Regions from separate parts of the Homo sapiens genome. Here region 2 is linked to region 1. The links are chromatin loops, found by intact Hi-C in ENCODE. Cell type or tissue: psoas muscle. All regions are shown on one strand. Each heading gives the region's core, and the rest is flanking DNA. Links, peaks and the distances in the headings are about the cores only.

Region 1 (5,372 bases), core at 212-5,211:
ATCTTAAGGAATTTAGCAATTATGTGATTTACTAACATAAGACAGTATTTACTGACACGACCAGACAAACTGAAAAGGTCTTCTCACCTACTCCTGGAGTCTTCCCAGAATCCAGACACCCAGTGTAAGAAAACAGGTGTTGAAAGCTCTGCTGTCACTTCAAAGAGAATAATCACAACAATAAATGCAAAAGATAATGTACTAGAAACTGTGAAAATCTTAACCTAAGGTATGAAAATGTTCAAATAAAAATACTACTGCATGCTAAGCACACAGCAACAAAAAGAAGCACTGCAGAAATGGTTGTGAAGCTTTATGAGAGTAAAAACAAATGAAGAGGGGAAAACACAACAACCATTGAGAAATAAGGACAAAGAAGGCATTGAGGGAAAGAAGCACAGAAAAAAAGATTATCCCTGAAAGAAAATCTGTTGACTAAAAAAATCTGTTCTAAATACTTAATTTAAAAATGTCTATTCTAGGCCAGGTGCGGTGGCTCACGCCTGTAATCCCAGCACTTTGGGAGGCCAAAGCGGGCAGATCATGAGGTCAGGAGATCGAGACCATCCTGGCTAACATGGTGAAACCCCGCCTCTACTAAAAATACAAAAAAATTAGCTGGGCGTGGTGGCGGGCCCCTGTAGTCCCAGCTACTTGGGAGGCTGAGGCAGGAGAATGGCATGAACCCAGGAGGCGGAGCTTGCAGTGAGCTGAGATCGCACCACTGCACTCCAGTCTGGGTGACAGAGTGAGACTCCATCTCAAAAAAAAAAAAGAAAAATTTCTATTCTAACACACTGTCATTTGGGAGGCCTACAAAAACATTTCCTTAAAAAATTACCATGACTTCAACTATATTTTTAAAAAGCCTTGACACTTGGAAAAGACTATGATAATAACTAGAATAACTTGTCTCACTATTTACTTAGAAATATTCTATTTAAAAGTCGACCAACAATAGGAACTTTGCAATTGCACAACAGAGAAAGTAAATGAATAACACTCAGTGGCCATGGCGTGTTTCCCCATCTACTAGAACATTCTGTGACTTACACCATCTACCCTGAACCATTCACCACGTCTCCATTCACGCAGTGATTCAAATAGAGTTCCTGTGTTCATTCCACAATAAACCTCAGTAATTCGCACATCACAGTACTTGTAACCATTTGTTAACAGAAAGAGAACGAGTCTTCATATATGAGTTTCTTGTAGACACAGATAGCTGGGTCTTGATTCGATCCAACAGCCTCTTTCTTTTAATTTGCATATGTACATCACTGATGTTTAATTATTGATATATGTGGATTAAGAGCTACTTACTATATTTGTTACTGTTTTCCATTCTTTCTCCATGTCTTCCATTCTTTTTCTTCTTTCTCTTGTTTCAGTTGAGCACTTTATATGATTTGTTTTTTCTCTTTTCAGGGGGGCACAGGTTCTATAGTCCAATTATTAGGCCTGAGTCTTATAAGGAGTCTCTGGGCTGTGATCTTCAAATGTGATTCTCAGTCCCTGGCCCTGCTTAGCTGGAATGGGATAGCTATGGGGAGCTAGATTTGGGTGTTTCCTTTCCCTCAGATTAATTAGGTTCTTGTGAAACCCAGCAGGTTAGGCTCTGGTTAGGTAGTTTCTCCTGACAGAAGGCCTTGTTAAGAACAGAGTGTTCTGGCTGGGTGTGGTGGCTCACGCCTGTAATCCCAGCTACTTGGGAGGCTGAGGCAGGAGAATCGCTTGAACCTGGGAGGCGGAGCTTGCAGTAAGCCGAGATCGTGCCATTGCACTCCAGCCTGGGTGACAGAGCAAGACTCTGTCTCAAAAAAAAAGTGTTCTCTCACATTTTTAAATAATTCTCTTTTTCTTCCCCGCGCCAGAGGTACAAGGGATTTTTCTCCAATATTTACTGTGAGAATTTCGTAGAGATCTAGCAGGTAAAGTGCACAAAAGCATGTGGACCCCCACATCACCAGGCCCTCTGGAGTCTTCAATTCTCAGGTTTGTCCATGTTGAGCCTCCAACAATCTATCAATGACAGTTTAGGTTTCCTTGCACTCACATTGGTTCCTGCGGAGGTTTCTACTCATGGGCTTCTGCTCCACTATATTCAATGCATTCAACACGCTAGAACCCTTGCAGGAAACCATGAACATTGTCTCTACTTGGCAGCTGTGGACACATAAATCCAAATCACACCCCTGCACCTGCCAGAAGCAAAGGATGCCCGTGATCAAGGGTTTGACCCCAAGTCAAATGTCAGTTTCTGACCCCAAAGCCTTCAGGAACAAACACCCTCGTCTCCTCTGCCTTCATTCCTCTCAAGTCTAACATGTCTGTCTCTTCCTTATTATAATAAAAGTGGAAGCAGATTCAAGGAAATTAAGTTACTCCTAACACACAGCTTGAATCCAATATTTGATTACAGGGTGTACCCTGCATTCTTCATGGCACTTCATACTACAAGGATGGCAAAACACAAGACTCTGAGCAGGTCAAATTCCAGTGGCAGAAACAAGATGCATCTCCAGAAAACAGTAAAGATGCCATAACGGAGACAAAGACAATAAGCACTGCGAGAGGTCAGAGGGAGACCAGATGCCCAGAGCTCCAAAAAGCTGACGATAACCTTCACAGACAGGTAGGAGGTGCATACCCAGAAAAGACAGGACATGTTCGGGCAGTTCTACTCACTCCAAGTTCAGCTCATCCTAACAAAGATGATGATATGGTTTGGTTGTGTCCCCACCCAAATCTCATCTTGAATTGCAGCTCCCATAATTCCCACAGGTCATGGTAGGTATCTGGTGGGAGGTCATTGAATGTCTTTCCTGTGCTATTCTTGTGACAGTGAATAAATCTTACAAGATCTGATGGTTTTATAAAGGTAAGTTCCCCTGCACATGCTCTCTTGCCTGCTGCCATGCAAGACGTGACTTTGCTCCTCCTTTGCCATCCACCACGATTGTGACGCCTCTCCAGCCATGTGGAAACTCTGAGTCAATTAAACCTCTTTCCTTTGCAAGTTACCCAGTCTTGGGTAATGTCTTTATTAGCAGCATGAGAACAGACTAATACAGACAACTTGCCAAATTAGACGGGCAACTCGCATTCTTCTCAATCCCTCCCTGCCGGAGGAACAAGCATCTCAACTGAGACGTGCCCCAGTCACCACCCATGTTCCCAAGTCAGCACCTTGACCTGGTTTCCACATCTCCATCACTAGCACGGAACTCTTGTTGGGGTCATAAAGCTTACTTATTTTGCTTTTGTCTTACTTCTTACCTATGTTTCAGAGTTCAGAAAGAACATTTAACTAAGATGAAAACTGTATTGTACAGACACTTTGACCTTGATGACATGAGTCACATTTTACAACAAAATGCAGATGCCTTATAATTCTAGTGCATAAGGGCTTCCAAGACCATCAAGCAGTTCTCAAACTTCAGTGTGCAAAAGACTGACTGAGGTGCTTATTTAAAATGCAAATTTTGGGGCCCCAACCCAGAGATTCTGATTCAAAGGGTACTCAATATATTATCTTGTTAGAGGTTAATTTAAAACTTTGAATATTCAATTGCAACTCTTTACTTCATTTTAGAGTTTTAGCATTGCACACATAGCAAATAAACATTTATTAATTTTATACTTCTCTGCACATACAGCAAATCAACATTTATTAATTTTATACTTCTTTGCCATAAACAGGGTGTGCATCCCTGGATAGCAGTGAGCCCTTCAGTGACCTCTGCCCTGGGTCAACCGACATTCGTTCCCATTTTAAAGAGGGACAGAGGACAGAGAGGAAAGATCACCTGCTTCAGGTGACACACCAGGTAAGAACTGGCATGGAAACTAACAACTACGTCTCTTAGATTTCTTACATCAGAAATAGATGTAACATCAACCAGCCCTGGTTATCTACTCTGTGGAGTTCACACTAAGGAAAAAGAGACACTGACTTAAAGTAAAGACATTTTCTTTCTCTTTCTTTTTTTTTTAAAAAAAATATTAGTTTAAAGGGAGGGGAGGAGTACAAATTTAAGATTTCCTTGATCAGAATTTTTTTTTTTCCACAGTCGGAGTTTTGCTCCGTCACCCAGGCTGGAGTGCAGTGGCGTGATCTCGGCTCACTGCAGCCTCCAACTCCCAGGTTCAAGCGATTCTCCTGCCTCAGCCTCCAGAGTAGCTGGGATTACAGGTGAACGCCACCACGCCTGGCTAGTTTTTATATTTTTTAGTAGAGATGGGGTTTTACCATGTTGGCCAAGCTGGTCTTGAACTCCTGAACTCAAGTGATCCGCCTGCCACTGCCTCCCAAAGTGCTGGGATTACAGGCATGGGCCACCGTGCCCAGCCTCTTCGATCAGATTTTAAACAACTATATATTTGTGAACTCATTTACTCAGGGACACACAGTGTTTTTATTATTATTATTGTTTGTATTTTTTGAGATGGAGTCTCGCTCTGTCACCCAGGCCATAGTGCACTGGCGACATCTCAGCTCACTTCAACCTCTGTCTCCTGGGTTCAAGTGATCCTCCTAACTCAGCCTCCTGAGTAGCTGGGACTACAGGCACATGCCACCACGCCCGGCCAATTTTTGTATTTTTAGTACAGACGGGGTTTCGCCATGTTGGCCAGGCTGGTCTCGAACTCCCAACCTCAGGTAATCCACCTGCCTTGGCCTTCCAAAGTGCTGGGATTACAGGTATGTGCCACTGCATCCAGCCCGCACAGTGTTTAAAATATTCCTCTAAGGAAACAATTCCAGCCTGGGTCTAGGCAGCTTTCTAGGGTTTTGCTTGGGCAAACAGTGTTATTTCCAAAGTGTCCTGTAACCTGCTGAGTTTAGGAGAAGGAGTGGAAATTCAGAGCTCCCTTGATCCAGGAGCCAGAAGATTAATGTTTCGGGGGTCAGCAGGGGGTTGCTGTGACGGGTGTGAGTGGCACCACACCGGACAAATGCCCCCATGTTTTGGTCATCACACAAACCAGTTCTTGTCAAATTCCTCCCCAGAAAGTTTCCTGTGGCTCCAGGCCATGGGGCTGGGATGGTGCAGATTTTAAATCATGGAAACTTCAAGAACATACCTACTCTTCCTCTCTCCTCTCTGTCCAAGGAGCCCCCATCTGAGTACAGACTGACCGTCACCCACCTACAATAAACTACATCTCTGAGCAAAACACCAGCTGGGCTGGCAGGTCAGAAGGCAGCTTCCCCAGGTCACTACCCGCCAGGAAGCACCCAGCGACCCACGCACCACTCACTTTGTCGCCCCTCCGCTGCCCTCGTCGTTGTCGGAAGATGACGATGTAGAAGAGCCAGGGAAGTAGGCGGAATCCACGTGGTTGGGGCTGCCGCTCTGGGCCGGGTT
Region 2 (5,372 bases), core at 89-5,088, 70 kb before region 1:
GTGTGAGGCTGAGGGAGGCGGGGGCTGGCGCCAGCGCGAGGCATCTGCATCTCTTCCGTTTTCCGAATGGGTCAGGAGATGCAGGAGTCCGTGCCTGATAGGTTCTGTGTCCCTACCTTCCCATGGCTCTGTGGCCCCTGCTCTTGTGGTATCTTTGTACCTGCCCTCACCCAGGCCTGGTCTGGCAGCCTTGGTGTGGCTTGCGTTGGGGCACAGGTTGTCTGTCTGAGGTCCACCCTTCAAAGAGCATCTTGTCAGGATGAGGCAGGGTGACAACCCCATCTTAGGGAGGGCAAGGAAGTGAGGCCGATAGCGGGGCAGGGGCTGGGGGCAGATGGCACTGCTGGCTGCAAGGGTGGTTATGGTGGGACCCGGGGCCATGTCCTGATGTCAGGTCAGGCGGATACCTCGTGGCAGCATGCTGGCTGGCTGTGAAGGGGCGCTCTGGAACACATGATATGTGCCCTGCTGGTGGGAGGCCTTCCCACAGGGATCCACACCCCTACACAGTCCACTCATGTTTTGGGGCTTGCAGACTATTCTGTTCAAACTCGAGTGAGGTGAGAGGGGCTAGTATGGGAGCCTTCCCACCTGGGCACTCTCGCACTTGGGCCTCCTTATCTGGGTCCCATCCTTCCTGGCATTTTCCCACCTGGGCCTCCTTACCTGACCTCCTCCTACCTGGCCTTACCCCAGCTCTGAGCCCTGTCAGCCCTGTAACTGTGGCACAGCCCTGCCTTTTGAGCCTCAGCCTCCGCAGGAAAGCAGCTGGCATGGTCCTAATGTGAAGGGGCCTGGGGTGGAGCATCCCTGGTGCCAGGTGCCCCCCAGCTCCGTTAGTGCTGAATCCAGACTGGAGTAAGCTGCCCCACCGTGAGCCGTTCCTCCTGGCCATCACTTCTTGCTGTCTTATCTCCAGAGGGCTTTGTGCATAGAGAAGGAAGGGATGGTACATATTGGATAGCAGGGTGGTGTTTGATTAGACAGTGAGTGGGAAGAATCGCATCCGTCCTGTGGCCCACCCGAGTAAGTGCTGTTGGTCCCAGCAGGTTTCAGCGGCAGCTCAGAGCCCGCTGGTTTGCAGTCAGGTCTGTTTATCAGAAGGCCGAGGGCCACACCAGGGAGCAGGAGGGGGACCTTGCTGTCTGGGCTTTCCTACCTGAAGAGCCTTTCTGGGCACAGTTAGTGGCTACAGAGGGGTGCCTTGTGACATGTGAGGGTCACTGCCAGACTCAGTGGCTGTCCCTGCTGTTTGGCTGGGGAAGGGTCCAGAAGTCTGTTGATGAGCTGGGCTGGCCACCCCATGGGGTACCCTGAATGCAGCAGCTGGGGTGTCTTGTCTGTCCGGGAGGGAAGTGGTTACCTGCTAGGCTGGGGCTTGGTATTTCTGACCCTGCCACTGGCTGCCAACAGAGGGTCTCAGGGCCAGCAGGCCCAGTGAATGTGGCTGTTCCTTCCAGCCCTGAGAGGTGAGAAGTTTCTCTAAAATTTCAGCCTTCTCAACTCCAAAATGGGGGCAGAAGACAGAGGGTACTTGCACTTTCCAATCCATGGTTCCTCCTTCCCCACTTGTCTTACCTTTTACTGCCAAGGAGCTTTTAGAGAGAGACGAGAACAGTGAGAAAGCCAAGCCTAAGCCGCAGTCGCCCTCCAGGAGGCGGCAGGTGTCAGTGCGCGCTCTGAGGCCCTATGCACACTCTGACCGGGGGCCAGATGGGGCAGGCTGCCGCAGGCCCCAGTGGGTGGTGGGGGCCTGGCTTTGATGCTGTGTGTCCTGTTCTCTGACCCTTCAACCAAGCTTGGCAGGTTCATAGACGGAGCCCCGTTCCTGGCCTTTGCACACAAGTAGACTCTTCCACAGAAAGGGGTGTGAGAATGACCATTCCTGTTTGTTTCTGCTCACTCCATCTGCTAAATGTGCTCTGAGACAGGGACTCCCCTTGGGGAGGGTGTGGTCTGGAGAGGGGTGTTCCCATCTCGGCCTGGGTATTCCCAGACACACCTGGGCACGGCCCCCTCAGTGAAGGCAGCGCCGGCCCTGACTTGCACCTTGTCCCCTGTGCCCCCAGATTCTGCTTGGCCACCCAGCTCCCTATGCTGTGGACGTCGCCGCTCAGGTCCCCACCGTGCCTGTGCCACCGGCTGCGGTCCTCTCGCCGCCTCTGCCGGAAGTGCTGCTGCCTGCCGCCCCTGAGCTCCTGCCTCAGTTCCCCAGCTCCCTGGCCACGGTGTCTGCCTCTGTGCAGAGTGTGCCCACCCAGACTGCCACACTTCTGCCACCAGCAAACCCACCGCTGCCTGGCGGGCCCGGGATCGCCAGCCCTTGCCCAACTGTCCAGCTGACGGTGGAACCAGTCCAAGAGGTGTGTGCCCCTCCCCCCAGCCTGTCCCATGACTGGGCAGTTGCGGCCACCGGGGATCTGCATAGTGACCTGGGGTCTTAGTCCTAGAGGTCGGGGTTGCTTAGCTCTGGGACAGCCACCCAGGTTCTGTTCTCACCTCTCCCTAGATTTCACACTTTCTGTAAGCCACATCAAGACAGAGGGTGTGATTTTTATAGATACAGGTTTAGAGGATGCTTTCCCTGGGACAGGATGCAAGAGACTGTGAAAAGCTTTCATAGCACCAGTGTGTCCTCTTTGAGGGATGATCAAAGTGGGTTAACATTTTTGGAAAGGAAGTGGCTCCCAGCTTTTATGAATACACTCGGGTCCAAGCGTTTCAACAAGATAAAAACCTCTATGCCTGCTCCCATTGTGACGCCCCCTGGGTCGTACCCACCTGGCTGCAGAAGAGAGCAGGAGAACGCAGCGGGGCAGGCTGGGCTGAGGAAGTGGGGAGGGAGAGCTGACTATGCGTGGCTGTGCCCACAGGGAGGCGGGAGTCCGCATGACCTGTTCTCTTTTCTCCGGGTGTTTATTTCAGGAGCAGGCCTCACAGGACAAGCCGCCCGGCCTCCCGCAGAGCTGTGAGAGGTAGTGTGGCCCAGCCTCGACCTCGCAGGACGGGTGTAGGGGCGCAGGCCTGTACAGCCACTCAGCCTGGCTCCTGCTGCTGCTTCCCCTGGAACCCACTATAGTTTGCCCTGATGCCATTAGGGGTTTTTCAAACCTGACCTGGTGGAGCCTCAGGGCCCTCCTCTCTGGGTCTTGCCAGCTGTTGTTGGAGTTTGGTAGCCAGAGGCCCCTGGCTGGGCTCTGGGTCTCTGCTCTGGTTTGCAGTGCTGAGAATGTTCCAGAACGGAGAGGCTATGGGCGGAGTTGGCAGTGCCCAGAGACTAGGAGGGGGCTGGGAGGGTGGCCCCCTGTGTACAGGGCTGAATCCAGCCCCGATCCTGGGTTTCCTGGCCTCCTGGGCTGTGGACACAGGTGTTTCAGGAAATGAACCGTGTCCTTATTTGAACTGTGACCATTTGTTCCACCCTCCTGGGGTGCTGGGCACTGCCTGGGCTTGGCATTTTGCAAACTGCAAAACGGATTGGCCTCACAACAGTGGTGGGTGTGTTTCTGTTGCTGTAGCACAGATGGGGAAACTGAGGCACAGGGGCTGATTCGCAGGTCAGGAGACTGAGAGGATCAAGGTAACGCAGCTAGTAGCTAGGAAGCCTGTGCTTCCTTCTGCCCGTGCCACTTGGGTGCAGCAGGGAGCTGGGTGAGGGCCCAGAAGCAGGCTTGGGGTATTCGCACAGGACGGGCTGCCTCTGTAGGTCACAGATTTGGGCCCTGGAGACTCCAGACTGTTCCAGATAAGCTGACTTTCCCCGCCATTGCCGACGTGCTGGTTGTCCTTTGGTGCCATTAATGTTCTTGGGTTTTGCTCAGCTATGGAGGTTCTGATGTCACTTCTGGAAAAGAGCTGAGTGACAGCTGTGAAGGCGCCTTTGGAGGGGGCAGGCTGGAGGGCAGGGCAGCCCGAAAACACCACCGCAGGTCCACGCGTGCGCGCTCCCGGCAGGAGAGGGCCAGCCGGCCCCGGCTTACCATCTTGAACGTGAGTGGGCGGGGCGTGGCGGGGGTGTGGTGGGGGTGGGGGCATGGTGGGGGTGTGGTGGGGGTGGGGCCGTGGCGGGGGTGTGGTGGGGGTGGGGGGGAGGGGTACTTGGGGGTGTGTGGGGGTGTGGCGGGTGCACGTGTGGGTACGCCCGTGGTGGGTGCTGATGCTGCCCCTTCCAGGTGTGCAACACTGGGGACAAGATGGTGGAGTGCCAGCTGGAGACGCACAACCACAAGATGGTGACCTTCAAGTTCGACTTGGACGGGGACGCACCCGATGAAATTGCCACGTATATGGTGAGGCTGGGTCTGGGTGGCTTGGCTCCCGGTGTTTCTTGGACACGTGTGGGCCTGAGCAGAGCGCCACAGGTCACATGTCGAGCCTGGCCTTGTGTGGAGGTGTCGGTTGGCCCAGGGGCTTTTCGGGACAGTGCTGACCTTTTACGCCTCGGGCTCTTCCCCACACTGGGCGGAAACCCCTTGGGTTTGGAAGAACAGCTTGAAGGATGTTCTAACCATTCTAAGATGCTGCTCCCTGAGGGCTTCTGGAGCATCTGAGCCCTTCCTCCAAATAAAAGGAAGCCTTGTGGGTAGGTTCCTTGAGTGAGGCACGGGAGGGCATCCCGGAGTCTGATGTCCTGTGGTCCTTGCTTAGAGCTTCCTCCAGCCTCCCCAGCTGGAGTGCGGGCTCTGAGCCCTGACCCATGTCCCATGTGCCCACCCAGCTCTGCCTGCATCTCCCTCTGGAGCCACCCCTCCCTGCCTGTGCAGACCAACCTGAGTCCATGAGCACCTTGTAGGCCTTCACAGCCCCACACCTGTGGTCCCCAGCACCTGAGCCAGGCTAGGAGTGGGGATCGTTTTCGGGCCCTCAGAAACTCTCCAGCTGAAAGCACGCACGAAGAAACATGGAAAGGATGTACATGTGGTCCTCAAATTTCCTGGTGCATCCGTGACTGCCTCCCAGGAGAACATTCTCCCCAGACCATTATTCCTGCATCAGTGAGGTTTAGGGAGCCAGGTCCTAAAGGGGCCAGCAGCACACTGGACAGTGTTGTAGCGCTCACTCCAGATGGCCACCAAGTGCCTGGAGTAGGCCGGCATGAGTAGGGAATAGAATATACCACTCAAGTTAATATCATAGATTGCCCCACGTGCCTGCCTGCGGCTGCTGCATTGCACATCATCAGAAAGCTGCCCCCTTGGGCTGCATCCCCCTGGCCACCCCTGCCCTGGCTTCGTGAAAGCCTCATGTGGGCTTTGCAGGGGGAAGCCCCTGGCTTTCTGCTCCTAGGGAGCAAGTCCCTGCCTTAGTGTCTGCTTTGCAGAGACACCTTGGACAAAGCCCTCCCAGATCCCAGGTCCAGAGCATAATCCCCC

Evidence for each region. Hi-C counts contacts between places; a loop is a spot of excess contacts. Peaks named below come from ENCODE experiments on the same cell type or tissue, not always from the same donor. Only the 100,000 strongest peaks of a DNase experiment are listed, where the experiment ranks them.
Region 2: a loop joins it to region 1, with 7 times the contacts of the local background. A loop is called at or near these places in 2 of 110 quality-filtered maps.

The regions. Positions count from the first base shown.
Region 1 is chr9:93,330,109-93,335,480 of GRCh38, forward strand. It overlaps the pseudogene FAM120A2P. Among named protein-coding and RNA genes, the nearest start is that of FAM120A, 120 kb to the right of the region's middle. In psoas muscle, for the core only: no CTCF peak of the experiment used is centred there; no DNase peak of the experiment used is centred there.
Region 2 is chr9:93,259,745-93,265,116 of GRCh38, forward strand. WNK2 (WNK lysine deficient protein kinase 2) reads left to right here. Exons shown (of 30, transcript NM_006648.4): 13 at 2,070-2,363; 14 at 2,926-2,975; 15 at 3,822-3,990; 16 at 4,173-4,289. Among named protein-coding and RNA genes, the nearest start is that of WNK2, 78 kb to the left of the region's middle. RefSeq lists an enhancer at 3,125-3,793. In psoas muscle, for the core only: no CTCF peak of the experiment used is centred there; DNase peaks (open chromatin) are centred at 2,347 and 2,927; H3K27ac peaks cover 786 bases.